2 separate regions of the Homo sapiens genome follow, and region 2 is linked to region 1. The links are chromatin contacts, found by Hi-C or POLR2A ChIA-PET in ENCODE. All regions are on one chromosome and are shown on one strand. The core of a region is the stretch at or near the end of the contact, and the rest is flanking DNA. Distances in the headings are between cores, read along the strand shown.

What was found. Hi-C counts contacts between places; a loop is a spot of excess contacts on that map. ChIA-PET counts read pairs that join two places held with the same protein, here RNA polymerase II (POLR2A). Pooled maps may share reads with other maps.
Region 2: a loop to region 1 is called in a pooled map, with 4 times the contacts of the local background. The contact joins two enhancer-like sites. A Hi-C loop is called at or near these places in 1 of 168 maps with a recorded cell type or tissue (posterior vena cava) and 1 of 50 pooled maps. POLR2A ChIA-PET finds 5 or more read pairs at or near these places in 5 of 52 experiments (CD8-positive, alpha-beta memory T cell, Caco-2, HepG2 and 1 more).

What each region holds. Positions count from the first base shown.
Region 1 is chr2:27,858,392-27,862,364 of GRCh38, reverse strand. RBKS (ribokinase) reads left to right here. Exons shown (of 8, transcript NM_022128.3): 2 at 3,794-3,926. Among named protein-coding and RNA genes, the nearest start is that of RBKS, 30 kb to the left of the region's middle. Within about 2 kb of position 2,029, at least 2 of the 41 ENCODE cell types and tissues checked have a DNase peak (open chromatin) inside an H3K27ac peak, as active enhancers do.
Region 2 is chr2:27,751,087-27,755,059 of GRCh38, reverse strand. No RefSeq gene overlaps it. Among named protein-coding and RNA genes, the nearest start is that of MRPL33, 19 kb to the left of the region's middle. RefSeq lists an enhancer at 1,822-2,440. Within about 2 kb of position 2,023, at least 10 of the 41 ENCODE cell types and tissues checked have a DNase peak (open chromatin) inside an H3K27ac peak, as active enhancers do.

The DNA of each region.
Region 1 (3,973 bases), core at 780-3,279:
TTTAGTCCCCACCTTTCTTTGTGAATACCTGTCATTTAACTTTTCACTTTTTATGCATGTACATATCATGGGAGAACATATACCTATATCTTTTTCCTTTTAAATAACATAAATCAGCCAGGCACGGTGGCTCACGCATGCAATCCCTACACTTTGGGAGGCCGAGGCAGGAGGATCGCCTGAGTCCAAAAGTTTGAGACCAGCCTGAGCAACATGGCAAAACCCCGTCTCTATAAAAAAATACAAAAAATTAACCAGGAGTGGTGGTGTGCACCTGTGGTCCCAGCTCTCTGGGAGGCTAAGGTGGGAGGATCATCTGAGCCCAGGAAGTTGAGGCTCCAGTGAGCCATTTTTGTGTTCCACTCCAGCCTCAGCAACTGAGCAGACTCTGTCTCAAAAAAAAAAAAAAAAAAAAAATCAGGCCAGGCGCCATGGATCACACCTGTAATCCCAGCTCTTTGGGAGGCTGAAGCAGGGGGATCAGGAGTTCAAGACCAGCTTGGACAATAAAATGAAACCCTATCTCTACTAAAAATACAAAAAAAATTAGCTGGGCATGGTGGTGCATGCCTGTAATTTCAGCTACTCGGGAGGCTGAGGCAGGGGAATCATTTGAACCCAGGAGGCAGAGGTAACAGTGAGCCGAGATAACACCACTGCATTCCAGCCTGGGAGACAAAGTGAGACTCCACCCCCCCCCCAAAAAGAAATGGAACATACTAATCTCCTTATTCCGTGAATTATTTTCTTCACTCGTGTATTACTTGCATCAGGGTTAGGTTTAATGCCATTGTCAACAAGTTGATTTTGCCTTGTAGGAGATACATCAGGACACAGTGATGAACATTTGTTGAATTAGTGCATGAATGAAGGAATATATGACTTCTAGTTACAGTTCTTGCTTGTGGAAGAGGAATGCTGCTGATACTGGGAGTGCAGTGGGCAAGATCTGGTAAAATATGGAGTTGTTATTGTCGGACAGTTGCCCAGTCATCCCTGCCAGTCTCCCCCTGCTTCCCTAATCAACACCTCCACATCCTCATTTCAGAACAGGAATAGATGCTATACGGGGGAGACACAGAAAAGAGACAAAGGGAGGCTGGGCGCGGTGGCTCATGCCTGTAACCCCAGCACTTTGGGAGGCTAAGGCAGGCGGATCACTTAAGGCCAAAAGTTCGAGACCAGCCTGGCCAACATGATGAAACCCCCTCTCTACCAAAAATACAAAAATTAGCCTTGCCTGGTGGCGCACCCCTGTAATCCCAGCTACTTGGGAGGCTGAGGCAGGAGAATCACTTGAATCAAGGAGGTGGAGGTTGCAGTGAGCCGAGATCGTGCCACTGTACTCCAGCCTTGGTGACAGAGAGAGACTCTGTTTAAAAAAAAAAAGAGAGAAAGAGAGACAGAGACAGAGACAAAGGGAGACTCTTACAAAAATCTGTTCAATCAGCAAATATCTGTTAACCTCGTGTCAAGTGACAGACACATTGCATAAAATGGAGAACATGACAGACTTGGTCCCTGTCCTCATGCAGGGAAAGTCTACAGTTAAGGGAAGAAAGAGACAAGAGTAGGGGAAGGATGCAGAAGAAAAAGAGGAGAAATTAGTAAAATACCAAAAGAGTGAAGAATTTCAGTGATCACTGAATTAATACAATGCTTGTGTTAATAGAAGTTGTTTAGAAATGAGTTTAAATCCCAGCCATCTGCTCCCACATCAAACACACCTACTGTACCCATGATTTTGCCCTTCCCCCACATATATATATACATCCCAGTAATAATCTGGTGATTTTTAAATGAATTCTCACAGTTAGTAATAAAAATTACACTTGATTCAAACCAGTGAATTGTAACCCAGATCTAAGTATAGATGTAGTGGAAATCATAAGTTTCTTTAGTGACAGTCTTACTAATCAAGTTATTTGGCCTGTTTTTAGCCACATGGTATATTTTTTCTTTTTCAGGTTGCTCTGAGTGTTGTTTGTAGCAGCATCAGTAAGCCAAGAATTCACATAGTTACTCAATCACACAGATTACTCATCATTGCCTGTTCATAACAGAATCCTAAGATGTTTAAGATTTCTAATGCAAATCAAAATCTCATCATCACTTGTCATTGCTAAATTAAATGACAGGATAATAACATTACATTAAAACCATTTTTCTCTTGATTGAGTACCTTTTTCAGAAGTGAACCTTCTAGATGTATATTTTTTTTCATCAGTACTATAAATGCATTTAGAATCCAAGATAAAAATAGAATTTAAAGGGGAGGAGTGGGATGTTTTCAAATTATTGATGAGGCTCTTTTGAATCTCAACCATATTTGACAGTGTACTGCAAGGGAATGGAGTAGTTCAGCTCAATTTATTGACACTTTTAGAGCTATATAAAGGAGGTTAACAGGTTGAGCTTGGTCTTTATTGAAGCAATCGTGTGTTCTTAGCATCAGTTATATGTCATCCCGTTGCAAACTGGCTGTTAGGACTTGTCATTGCTCTGTTCTAATATAAGATACTGACTTCAGATAGATCACAACCTATGTGGAAAATTAATATAAATTTCTAACCTGTAAAAGCAGTGTAGGTTCTCAGTGGCCTTACCATTGTGAACTTACCTCTTTACCTTTCTTTCCTATCTAAAGCTAGTTAACCTTTTTTGGTCACACCTACCCTCTTTTTATCTGCTCCCTCTGGCCCTTGGCCCACTTCTCTGTGGCCAGCTAGCCAGTGTTCGTGCCACCTGAGCCCATCTTCTTCACTTGCCCTAGAACTCCCCAGAATGCCTCTTTCATTTTAAAGTCAATCATTTCCTTCCATCCTTCAAATATTTTATTTCCTCACACCTTCCATCTTTAATAATATGAAATATAAAAATCTTACCCTGGATCAAACCTTTTATTCTTTTTGCCTCACTTAATACTATCATCATTAGGCAATAATAGCATTATGGTAAAAATTCTTACCTCTTAGAGAAGCTGATGAAGGTATTGACTCAAACAAGATTGGCTATGAAACAATAAGTATTAAATTATTAAATCTGGATGATAGGTGAATGAGGGAAAGGGAAGCCAGTATGCTGTTTTCTCTACTTTTATAGGTTTGTAATCTTCCATAATAAAAATTTAAAAATAACTTAGCTCTTTAGTGTTCCTTTTTTAAAATAGACACCCTTTTTGAGTGAGCACGTGAAATGATGTGGTATGCAGGATGGACTAAGACTAAAACCTGATCCTGCTCTCTGAACACCCCACTCTTACTCTACCCCTTAGTAAACAAAAAAGATTCTTTAGCACCTGGAATTGTAACTTCCCTCTTCTCCTTAGGTCCTGTACTTGATTATCAGAATCCTGGTCTGGTTTAACACTTCCTGCTTCTTGGTTTAACACTTCCTGCTTCTTGTTAAAGTGACCAGATAAACCCATATAGAAATATACATTAATTTCATCCCATTTATTAAATCCCACTGTGAATAAAGTTCTGTGCTGGCATTAAGAAAGAGAATATGAAGGAAAAGTATTCATGAATAACCCTGATGCAGTACAACACTAGCCACAGTAGTGGTCTCTAGGAGAGAGAGAGGAATTCTGTCAAGGAGACTCATTCTTGATAATGATGCAAACTACTAAATGTCATCCTAAAGGAAGAGATAATCTTCGTTGCTTCTGCTTATAGTTCTAATTGTTAAGACTATTTAGAGCTCTACCATATAGCCTTCCCTCTCTTCTAAAGAACTTAAATTGATTACAGTTACCAATATGCTTTTTTCTTCTCTTTTTAAATTACAATAGTCTTACTTCTCGTTTGCCAAAAACTGGAGAAACCATCCATGGACATAAGTTTTTTATTGGCTTTGGAGGGAAAGGTGCCAACCAGTGTGTCCAAGCTGCTCGGCTTGGAGCAATGACGTCCATGGTGTGTAAGGTAAGTACAAAGTATAGTGGAGAGGACTCTAGAGGTAAGAATCTGGT
Region 2 (3,973 bases), core at 774-3,273, 110 kb after region 1:
ATGTGAAGCCAGCGTCTGAGGGGCTCCCCATGAGGCCACCAAGCCCCTGTCAAACCTAGTAAGTCACCCTGACACCAACCCCACCCTTCCTCAGAAGAGCAGTGAATAAACAAGAGCATGTGAATTGGGCAACTCCAGGTGGGGGTGCAGGGAAAGTGCTCAGGCTTGAAGGGGGGATAGAGAGGGGCTGGTAGAGTCACAGTGGGGAAGCAGCTGAAGGAGACGGATCGGTGAAGGAGCTCATGTGGAGGGGCCCCAGATAGTGAAGGAGGGTCCAAACCAACATTTTCTATTCTTTGCCCAGTAAAGTTTCATGAATCAACTCAAATGTTTGCTTGCTCTCACCTTCTGCCCCTAAGGAGGAAGTTGGGGGATAGCTGGTCCAAGGATTTGGACTTTGGGGCTCTCCATTTGTAAGTAAGGAAAAAGTCAAGATGAGCCATCATACTCTGTTTTCATTCCATCCTTGGCACAGACAACATATTACTCCAAAGGAGAGCTGAATAACAGAATTTAAAGGGAAATTAGAGATGAGAACATTTAGTCATCATCCTCATTTTACAGATGAGAAAACTGAGGCCCAGGGAGGTTAAACATTAAATAATGTGCTCCAAATCACTCAACCAATAATTGCAGAACTGGCAGGACTAGAACTCTGCCGCCTAATTCCCAGTTCATGCATTTTCTTGCCTTCTGCTGTGCCTGACAGGTTCCCAGTGGTGAAAGTCGGCCTTGGAGCGCCCTCCCATGGCTGTGGACAGCTACTGGAGCAGCTGTGGCACAGGCCAGTGTTAACTTGAGGATAGAATGACCTGCAGGGCTGGTTGAAACAGATTGCTGGGCCCCACCCTTGGAGTTTTGGGTTGTCTAACAAGTCCCCAGGGGACGCTGACCTACTGATTCAAAGACCACTTACTCAGAAACTCAGATGTAGATAAAAGATTTTGCAGCCAGAATACCTGGTTTCAGGTCCCAGCTCTGCCATCCAAGTGCTGATACCTTGAACATGGTACTTAATCTCTTAGCATCTCGATCTCTTTATTTTATGATGGCAACAATAACAACCACCCATAGGGTTAATGTGTAAAATAAATAAATCAGATGTAAAATACCTGAGAAGTGACATGCTGATGCTGTGTGAATATACAGATTCACAAATATGTGACCTTTGTCTGGAGAGATGCCACTGGAGGCCAGGGAATGTCCACAGAGACAAAAGCATTCTCTTAATGCTACTCAAAATTACAATAAATCCAGAAGAAATTGTGTTTATCCTGCCACAAATACTGGCTGAGGAATTACGAGGGCCTGGCACTGTGCTGTACACCACATTTGCAAAGGTGAATGACAGTCCCTGCCCTGGAGGAACAACTAGAAGGAAGATAAACATGTAAATTCTAATAATTACCCTAATCCCAGATGAGCCAGGGAAGGAACCCTGTGCCTAGAGCACAGAGCATCCCACCCTGTCTGAGAAGTCAAGCAAGGCTTTGAAAAAGAACCTGACTTTTGAGTAGGGTCTTGAAGGATGAATAGGAGTTCTTTAAGAAGAGAAGTGGTAGGGGGCACTCCAGGCAAAGGAAACAGCATATGCAAAGTAGTCACGGAAGCATGAAAATGCATAATATTTTCAAGGAAATCGCACGTGGTTCTATGTAACTGGAGCTCAGTGGGTCTGGGAAAAGGACTGGCAAAAAAGGCTAAGAAGTTTGGGCCATGCCGGGCACGCGGGTGGCTGAGGCAGGAGAATGCTGTGAACCTGGGAGGCGGAGCTTGCAGTGAGCCGAGATCGCGCCACTGCACTCCAGCCTGGGCGACAGAGCGAGACTCCATCTCAAAAAAAAAAAAAGAAGTTTCGGCCTGACTGTAACCTGGTGGGAAGCCATTGGAAGACACCCGACGAGGATTCCCTGAAAAAATTCTTAATGAGTCCCTAAGGCAAAGATTTCCAAGCCAAGCGCTTCACCACATACCCTCAGCGGCCCCAGTGCCTGAGAGCCTCCCCTGCCAGGAAGCCTAGCCCAGAAACGCCTCCCGAAACGGGTAGTGGCCCTGGGGAAGAAGCTTCCCTGGAAGGCACAAGCAGTAAACGGGCAGCCTCTTACCTCTTACCTTCATCAGATACTGGCGGGAGGCACCCTCCTGGCAGATTTCTTCATCCCCCTCTCCTTCTGTGGGTGTGGAGTCACTGGGAGAACAAAGGGATGTTATCTGTAGCTAATAAGTTATGGGAGGGGGAGGGAGCTGTAGGCGCCTGTGGGGGTGGGGAAATGAGTCCTGAGCAGCTCTGATGCAATCCAGAAAGAGGCAGGTGCAAGCCTGCACCTGGGAAGCAAACCCCCTGCCTCCCCAAAGTACACAGAGATTTGAAGCTGGAAGAGGCACCTCCAAGACTTGCCCGTGATCCCACAGCTAGCTGACGCCTGGCCCCCTCTCCCCACATCTGACTCCACGATAAAAGGTCTCAGTCTTGGAAAAACTGGCGGTTGCTGTGTTCATTGACCTCACTCCCTCTTCCTGAGTCTCTCCTGCAGCCTTCCCTTCCCAGCCCAGTCCCTGACCCTCTTTCAGACTCAGCCTTTGGTTTCCAAACAGGTATAGAATGTGGTGTGCAAAAAATGGCCTCCGCTATTTTTGAAAAAAGCAATGGCAAGAAAAAAAGAGCAAACTGCTATTCTGAGCCACATGGGCTTGGGGTTTTGATTCCAATTTCTTTGTCTCCGGTGGAGGTGGAAGCAACTTGCTCTTGTGGGAATAATCCCTTTTGTTTTTAGGAAAAGATTTTAATAGGTCTTTGGGTTATGCAAGGATAAAACGTGAACCTTTTCTGGAAAGGAGACAGTGCAATGCAGGACAACGTGAGGCCACAGGCTCCTCTTAGTCACTGTAAAATGTGGCTTTCTTTGAGAGAGAATGGCATCTCTGCAGAGGTTATGGGGAGTTTTGTTAAAGCTGTGCTTGGAGAACTTAAGAGAGGGGCTTGGGCTGGGCATGGTGGCTCACACCTATAATCCCAACAATTTGGAAGGCCGAGACGGGCGGATCGCTTGAGGTCAGGAGTTCGAGACCAGCCTGGCCAACATGGTGAAACCCTGTCTCTACTAAAAATACAAAAAAATTAGCTGAGTGTGGTGGCAGGAGCCTGTAATCCTAGCTACTCGGGAGACTGAGGCAGAAGAATCGCTTTAACCCAGGAGGTGGAGATAGCAGTGAGCTGAGATGGCGCCACTGCACTCCAGCCTGGGTGACAGAGTAAGACTTCATCTCAAAAAAAAAAAAAAAAAAAAAAAGAGAGGGGTCTGTTTCTGCAGTGGGCACCAGCAGGATTGAGCTGGTGACTGGCAGGGAGGACACCCAGGATGTGTGTGAATTCTCAGGAGTCCTTGCAAACAAGGGGAGAGGAAACCCAGGCAGGGCCGAGCTGTGCTGTTCCCGTTTGGTGACTGAAGGGACTGTGAGTGTGAAGGCAGGTGACAGGAGGATGGGTGGGGGTTGTGTCCTATTCCTCTCTCTGGCAGGGCTACCAAGGGCATCCACGCCAGTTCAACAACCCACTGAGCTCTTCCTAAAAGGACTACAAAGTCAGGTCAAAGAGGCACGGCCACCCCTGGTCCCCCTGCCACAGCCGGCCTGGAGTCAGAGCCCATCCTGAGAACAGAGCCCCACGCATCTTTCCACCCTCTGTGCTAAAAGGAGGACTGAGGTCTAACGGGGCGCCAGTGTAACCTCTTAGTTCCTAAATGTTTTACTTTGAAATGTCTCTTTTTGCTAACTACCTGACTTTGAAAAGGTAAAATGCTTTCTTTTGAAAAAGTTTTTATAGGAAACTGGATTAACCTGGGATTCAGGATGCAGGTCCCGCCAGGTTTCAGGAGTTGGGTTTAAAACTGGAACCAAGGGAAGGAATAAATGGGCATTTGGGGCTTAAAGCACTTCTGTTCTATATTAATGTAAAAATTACATGAATCTATTA